Linked DNA regions of Homo sapiens: region 2 is linked to region 1. Evidence: read pairs that join two places in POLR2A ChIA-PET (ENCODE). Cell type or tissue: PC-3. All regions are shown on one strand.

Evidence for each region. ChIA-PET counts read pairs that join two places held together with the same protein. Peaks named below come from ENCODE experiments on the same cell type or tissue, not always from the same donor. Only the 100,000 strongest peaks of a DNase experiment are listed, where the experiment ranks them.
Region 2: POLR2A ChIA-PET joins it to region 1 with 6 read pairs; 3 of 35 experiments call an interaction of 5 or more read pairs at or near these places.

What each region holds. Positions count from the first base shown.
Region 1 is chr19:17,597,337-17,601,336 of GRCh38, forward strand. It overlaps UNC13A (unc-13 homolog A), which reads right to left. Exons shown (of 44, transcript NM_001080421.3): 44 at 4,000. Among named protein-coding and RNA genes, the nearest start is that of COLGALT1, 44 kb to the left of the region's middle. RefSeq lists an enhancer at 1,197-1,778. In PC-3, no CTCF peak of the experiment used is centred here; no DNase peak of the experiment used is centred here; H3K27me3 peaks cover 237 bases.
Region 2 is chr19:17,788,791-17,792,790 of GRCh38, forward strand. No RefSeq gene overlaps it. Among named protein-coding and RNA genes, the nearest start is that of B3GNT3, 4.3 kb to the right of the region's middle. In PC-3, no CTCF peak of the experiment used is centred here; no DNase peak of the experiment used is centred here; H3K27ac peaks cover 1,727 bases.

The sequences.
Region 1 (4,000 bases):
CCACCTGACATTCACCCCATTTCCCGATATTTCCTTCTTTCCTTTTCCTCACCCTGATCACGCTTGATTTATTGATGGCAGTTCCACCAGGCCTAATCGCCACACACCAGCAAAGGCAGGCTATGCTATAGTACAAGCCACTAGTCCGCCTCTTAGAATCTCTCATTTCCTTTCCATCGTGGAAATCTGTCCTCAAGGAAATCACTTCTCAGTGTTCCATCTGCTATTCTACTACTCCTCAGGGATTATTCAGGCCCCCTCGCTTCCCTACACATCAAGCTCGAGGATTTGCCCCACTCAGGACTGGCAAATTAGCTTTACTCAACATGCCCCGAGTCAGATAACTAAAATACCTCTTAGTCTAGGTAGACACTTTCACTGGATAGGTAGAGGCCTTTCCTACAGGGTCTGAGAAGGCCACCGCTGTCATTTCTTCCCCTCTGTCAGACATAATTCCTCAGTTTAGCCTTCCCACCTCTATACAGTCTGATAACAGACCAGCCTTTATTAGTCAAATCAGCCAAGCAGTTTTTCAGGCTCTTGGTATTCAGTGAAATCTTTATATCCCTTACAGTCCTCCATCTTCAGGAAAAGTAGAACGGACTAAAGGTCTTTTAAAAACACACCTCACCAAGCTCAGCCACCAACTTAAAAAGGACGGACAATACTTTTACCACTTTCCCTTCTCAGAAGTCAGACCTGTCCTCAGAATGCTACAGGGTACAGCCCATTTGAGCTCCTGTATAGATGCTCCTTTTTCTTCACATGGACGCCCATGAAACCCGGGAGGTGGAGCTTGCAGTGAGCCGAAACCGCGCCACTGCACTCCGGCCTGGGTGACAGAGCAAGACTCCATCTCAAAAAAAAAAAAAAAAAAAAAGAATGGCTACTCCATAGACAGAGCAGCCCCAAGGCTGCTGGTTGCCCATTGTTATGGTTATTTCTTGATGATATGCTAAAGGAAGGGTAGATTATTCATGCCTTGCGTTTTTAGACCAAATAGGGTAACTTCCTGATGTTGCCATGGTATTTGTAAACTGTCATGGTGATGGGGGGAGTGTAGCAGTGAGGATGACCAGAGGTCACTCTTGTCGCCATCTTGGTTTTGGTGGGTTTGGGCCAGCTTCTATTATTGCTGTTGTTGTTGAGACGGAGTCTTGCTCTGTCGCCCAGGCTGCAGTGCAGTGGCGCGATCTCGGCTCTCTGCAAGCTCTGCCTCCTGGGTTCACGCCATTCTCCTGCCTCAGCCTCCCGAGTAGCTGGGACTACAGGCGCCCACCACCATGCCCGGCTAATTTTTTGTATTTTTAGTAGAGACGGGGTTTCCTTCCTTTTTTTTTTTTTTTTTTTGAGATGGAGTTTCACTCTTCTCACCCAGGCTGGAGTGCAATGGCAGGATCTCGGCTCACTGTAACCTCTGCCTCCCAGGTTCAAATGATTCTCCAGCCTCAGCCTCCCGAGTAGCCGGGATTACAAGCACTTGCCACCATGCCCGGCTAATTTTGTATTTTTAGTACAGACAGGGTTTCACCATGTTGGCCAGGCTGGTCTTGAACTCCTGACCTCAGGTGATCCACTCGCCTCAGCCTCCCAAAGTGCTAGGATTACAGGCGTGAGCCACCGCGCCCGGCCACTTCCTTCCTTTTTATGGCTGAATCATATTCATTGTATGAATAGACAACATGTTGTGTTTATCCATTCATTTGTTGGTGGACACTTGAGTTGTTTCCACCTTTTGGCTATTGTGAATAGCGCTATTCTGAACACGTCCAAGGGTTTGTTTGAATATATCCGCTTGATTTTCTAAATAAAGTTTTATTGGCATGCAGTCACGCCCATCATTTGCATGTTGTCAAGGTTACAATGGCCGAGTTGGTTGCAACAGAGACAGCATAGTACACACAGCAAATCTATTTACTAGCTCGCCCTTTACAGAAAATTTTGTTGACCCCTGTATTGATCATGACCAAAATGAGTCTGGGAATTGGGTTGGGTTGCAGAAACTTTACATTAGGCCTGGATGACCATTCTCCTCTCCTTCTACCTGTCCAGAACAAAGGGGTTACATTTCCCAGCAAGCAGTCTTGAGCCTCAGTCCCCAAGCCCCATTGGTAACACGATGGGTCCCACACACTGAAGGACAAGACTTGAGACCCTTTTGTAGCGAGGGGCAAATAGATCCACATCAGTCACAGTGCGTAGCCTATGCACTTGGGTACAGAAACAGCTAATGAGCAGGGGCACTCAAGGACCTGCAGGCTGCCTCTGCAGACATCATGCAGACAGCTGCGGTTTGTCCCCTTTTCCCAGCTATATGCTATTCTTTGAGAAGATACCACACCCCCACGTGCAAGTTTCTCAAAGGAGAAAAGTCCCCCAGGAGCGGGATTGCTGCGTGCTGGATAACTCCTGGTGTAAGCCACTTTCTGGCCCCACTTTTAGTCCTGCTGTCTGTTACTTGCAACCAAAAGCACTCACTGAACCCACTCCTGGTGGTGGATCCCGCAGCTCCCGTCCTGTCCGCTCAAATGTAGAAATAACCCCAGACATAAGGAGGGGAATTTCGGAATTTACCGAGGAAACTGGGCTGAATGAGATTCCATTTCTGCTTCCTCGTGGGATGGAGACTCAAAACAGAAATTAAATTCAGCTGTTGGAAAATGGAGTTTCATTCCTCACACATCTGAGTTTATGAAATGAGATTCCCAGCTGCTACTTTTTTTTCTTTTTTTTTTTTTGAGATGGAGTCTCGCTCCGTCACCCAGGCTGGAATGCAGTGGCGTGATCTTGGCTCACTGCAAGCTCCGCCTCCCCAGTTCACACCATTCTCCTGCCTCAGCCTCCCGAGTAGCTGGAACTACAGGTGCCTGCCACCGTGCCCGGCTAATTTTTGGTACTTTTAGTAGAGACGGGGTTTCACCGTGTTAGCCAGGATGGTCTCGATCTCCTGACCTCGTGATCCACCCGCCTCGGCCTCCTAAAGTGCTGGGATTACAGGCGTGAGCCACTGCGCCTGGCCCCAGCTGCTACATTTAAAACAGACATGGCCAGGCACAGTGGCTCACGCCTGTAATCCCAACACTTTGGAGGGCTGAGGAGAGAGGATTGCCCAAAGTGAGGAGTTCGAGAGCAGTCTGGGCAACATGGCGACATCCTATCACTACAAAAAATACACAAATTAGCCAGGTGTGGTGGTGCACACTACTCAGGAGGCTGAGGTGGGAGGATCACCTGAGCCTGGGAGGTTGAGGATGCAGTGAGTTGAGATTGTGACACTGAACTCCATCCTGGGTGACAGAGCAAGACCCTGTCTCAAAAACAAACAAACAAGAAGATCCCAAAAAACCCAACAAAACCAAACAAGCATGGGGGTGTGGGTTGAATTAAGGGCATGTATTCCTAGTGTTTGTATCTTAACTTCCTTAAGGGCAACAGATGGCCGGGTGCGGTGGCTCACGCCTGTAATCCCAGCACTTTGGGAGGCCGAGGGAGTGGATCACCTGAGGTCAGGGGTTCGCGACCAGCCTGGCCAACATGGTGAAATCCTATCTCTACTAAAAATACAAAAATTAGCCAGGCAAGGTGGCGGGCGCCTGTAATCCCAGCTACTCAGGAGGCTAAGGCAGGAGAATCGCTTGAATCTGGGAGGTGGAGATTGCAGTGAGCTGAGATTGCACCACTGCATTCCAGCCTGGGCAACAGAGACTTCATCTCAAAAAAAAAAAAAAAAAGCAATGGTTGCAAATGTTCTGAGTTCAAGTCCCAGCTCCATCTCTTCCTGGCTATGTGATCTGAGCAAGATCTTGTCTCTCTGTACTTCAGTTTCCTTCTCTGTAAAATGGGGATGACTCCAGTTGCGGATGAGCCGCGTTCATGGGCAAGCAGTGTGTTCTACTGAGTCTGCGCCTACCTAGTAGGTGCTAATCGTACGTGAGGTTTTTGTTTTTGTTTTTTTGCTGATAAAGGAATGCAAGGAGGAGGCAACCACGTGTCCAAGGCT
Region 2 (4,000 bases), 190 kb after region 1:
AGCAGTCAGGAAGACTTTCTAAGGAGGGGGCATTATAAATGAGGTTTTGAGGTATGAGTAGGAGTTTGCAAGATAGGAATGGGCATCCCAAGCAAAGTGATGGAAGGTTGTTAGTTCAATGAGGAAGCAATTAGTCAACCTACAAATATTAATTGAGTATCTACTGTATACCATGTAGCAGAGAGAGAGCTATGAGCAGGACAAAGTTCTTGGAACCCAGGAAGTGGAGATAGGAAGCCTGAGTGAGGAGCCTGCTTGGCGGCCACTGGCTGTGTGACTTTAAGCACGGGACTTGAGCCTCAGCTCATCTGCAACTCACCTCACTGGATATCTGTGGGAGGTCACACACTTAGAAGAGTGCCAACTACAGGGCAAAACCCCCACTAGTACCAGGCAGCTTTGGGAGCCCCAGGAGGAGGGTGGACCTTGGTGCAGGTGTGCAAGAATGGCCCACTGGGGAGGGCAGGACAGAAGCAGTAACAGCAGACTGCAGTGGGGAGCAGGTCTGAGCCCAGTGGACAGTCTTGGGTCCTGATGGATATTCAGGGAACCAGGGCCCGTGTTCCTGACCTTGAGGCTGTACAGACCCCAGGGAGCAAGCCCAGACTGGATGAAGCTCAGAAGGAAGGAAGTAGGAGGCAGGATTTGGCCTGAGACTTGCTGTGCGCTGTCTCTGATCATCCCACCCTGTCCTCCAAAGAGAGAGTGCCTCTGGCTGTGCGTCAGTTTCCTTGTCTGTAAGATGGGAGGAATCCTGTAGTTGGGAGAGGTTCAGGGAGCATTCTTGGCACAAAGCAAGTGCATAATTAACATTGGCTGAGAGTCGGGCACCGTGGCTCACGCCTGTAATCCCAACACTTTGGGAGGCCGAGGCAGGAGGATCACTTGAGAGCAGGAGTTCAAGACCAGCCTGGGCAACATAGCAAGACCCCCTGTTTCTACAAAAATAGGAAAATTGACCCAGCATGGTGGCACACGCCTATGGTCCCAGCTACTTGGGAGGCTGAGGCAGGAGGATCAATTGAACCCAGGAGGTTGAGGCTACAGTGAGCTAAGATCACACTGGTGCTCTCCAAGGCTCTGGGCAGCCACAGAGTGAGATACTGTCTCTTAAATAGGCCAGGTAGGGTGGCTCATGCCTATAATCCCAGCACTTTGGGAGGCCGAGGCAGGTGGATCATTTGAGGTCAGGAGTTCAAGACCAGCCTGGCCAACATGGTGAAACCCCGTCTCCACTAAAAATACAAAAATTAGCCAGGCGGTAGTAGTGTGCACGTGTAATCCCTGCTACTTGGGAGGCTGAGGCAGGAGACTCGCTTGAGCCTGGGAGGCGGAGGTTGTGATGAGCCCAGATTGTACCACTGCACTCCAGTCTGGGTGACAGAGTGAGACCCTGTATCAAAACAAAACAAAACAAAAACAACAAAAACGTCAGCTGTAGGAAGGAAGGATGATTATAGGAGTTGGGGCATCAAATGGGGGCAGAGGTGGCTGCAGCACCTGCCCTGTCTGGCTACAAACAGCCCAGGGACTTCCCAGCCCTTCATGTCTTCTCCCTTGCAGGTCTTAGCACCTAGGCTGTAAATTCAGAGACCACACCTGCCCAGTGGGTGTGGCTCTGGGTGTCAGAGAGTAGTGGCATCCATGGGGCCACTGGGTGTCAGACATCCATGGGGCCCTGGGTATCAGAGCTGAGCTTTATAGAGGTGACAAAATCAAAATCTGTTTGCCACCACCTCCTCATAATGTAGCCTAATCTGGGCATGGGTTCTTCCCTGTCTGATAAGTGGCGGGTACATGGCACCTCCTAGTAGCTTTTATTTGCCTTCCTGGGGACACAAATGAGGCTGGGCACCTTTTAAAATGAAGAAGGCATCTGGGCATGGTGACTCATGCCTGTAATTCCAGCACTCTGGGAGGCCAAGGCAGGTGGATCACTTGAGGTCAGGAATTCGAGACCAGCCTGGCCAACATGATAAAACCCCATCTCTACTAAAAATACAAAAATAAGCCAGGCGTGGTGGTGGGCGCCTGTAATCCCAGCTATTCGGGAGGTTGAGGCAGGAGAATCTCTGGAGCCCAGGACGAGGAGGTTGCAGTGAGCTGAGAACATGCCACTGCACTCCAGCCTGGGAGACAGAGACTCCATCTCAAAAAAGAAACCAAACAAACAGGGCTGGGCGCATTGGCTCACGCCTGTAATCCCAGCACTTTGGGAGGCCCAGGCCGGTGGATCACTTGAGGCCAGGAGTTCGAGACTAGCCTGGCCAACATGGTGAAACCCCCATCTCTACTAAGAAAACAAAAATTAGCTGGGCGTGGTGGCAGGTGCCTGTAATCTCAGCTACTCGGGAGGCTGAGGCAGGAGAATTGCTTGAACCCGGCAGGCAGAGGTTTCAGTGAGCCCAGATGGCGCCGCTGCACTCCAGCCTTGATGACAGAGCAAGACTCCGTCTCAAACAAACAACAACAACAACAACAAAAAAAACAAAAAAACACAAGCAAACAAAAAAGCGCAGAAGGCACTTTTCCCAGGTGTGGCCTCCTAACTGCCCAGCCTTCCAGAGCAGGTGTGACGTGACCTATCTCAGAAGAGTGAATTCCAAGAGAGAGGGCGCGGAACCCGTTAAACCTGCCAACCCCGGGCAGGCGTGATGCCATTATGCAGTTTACATGCCCTGGTCTCTTCCACCCGGGTGGCCTTAAAACCTCAGCTGTGGTACAGAGTGATCCATTGGCACAGCACCATCAACTGGGCCACATGTCAGAGGCCACCCCCAGCTGATAAGTGGCCTAATTGGATTTTCTTTTGAGCTGAAATTCACAAAACAAAAAATGAACCACTTTAAAATGAACAATTCAGTGAGTTTCAGTATATTCATAATATGTGCAACCACACCCTTTATCTAATTTGTGCACATTTTCATCCCCTCCGAAAGGAAACCCTGTCCCCTTCAGCAGTCATGCCCCATTTCCCCTCCCACAGCTCCTGGCAACCACTAATTAGCTTCCTGTCTCTGTGGATTTGCCTGTTCTGGGCATTTCACATAAATGGAATCATACGACATGTGGCCTTTTGTGTCTGGCTTCTTTCACTCAGCATCGTGTTTTTTATTTCATCCCTGTTGTAGCAGGGATCAGGACTTCAATCTCTTATCAGGACTTCAATCTCTCTCTTTTTTTTTTTTTTTTGAGACAGAGTCTCGCTCTGTCATCCAGGCTGGAGTGCAGTGGCATGATCTGGGCTCACTGCAACCTCTGCTTCCTGGATTTGAGCAGTTCTCCTGCCTCAGCTCCCCGAGTAGCTGGGATTACAAGCATGCGCCACCATGCCCAACTAATTTTTGTATTTTTAGTAGAGAGGGATTTTGCCATGTTGGCCAGGCTGGTCTCGAACTCTTGACCTCAAGTGATCTGCCTGCCTCAGCCTCCCAAAGTGCTGGGATTACAGGCGTGAGCTACTGGCCAGGACTTCAGTCTTTCTGATGGCTGAAAAAGACTCCAGGCAGGGCACAGTGGCTCACACCTGTAACCCCAGCACTTTGGGAGGCTGAGGCGGGTGGATTGCTTGAGGTCAGGGGTTCAAGACCAGCCTGGGCAACATGGTGAAACCCCCGTCTCTACTGAAAATACAAAAAGTAGCCGGGCGTGGTGGCAGGTGCCTATAATCCCAGCTACTCGGGAGGCTGAGACAAGAGAGCTGCTTGAACCTGGGAGGTGGAGGTTGCAGTGAGCCAAGATCCTGCCACTGCACTCCAGCCTGGGTGACAGAGCGAGACTCTGTCTCAAAAAAAAAAAAAAAAACAAAAAAAAAAAAAACTCAAGACTCCACTGATGGACCACATGTTGTTTATCCATTCATCCACTGGACACTTGGGTGGGTGATCACCACCCAAGCAGCTGAAAAGAACACTGTGAATCATGCTGCTATGAACTTCCCTATGCAAGCATTTGTTTCAACACCTGTTTTCAACTCCTTTGGGTAGATACCTACAAGGGC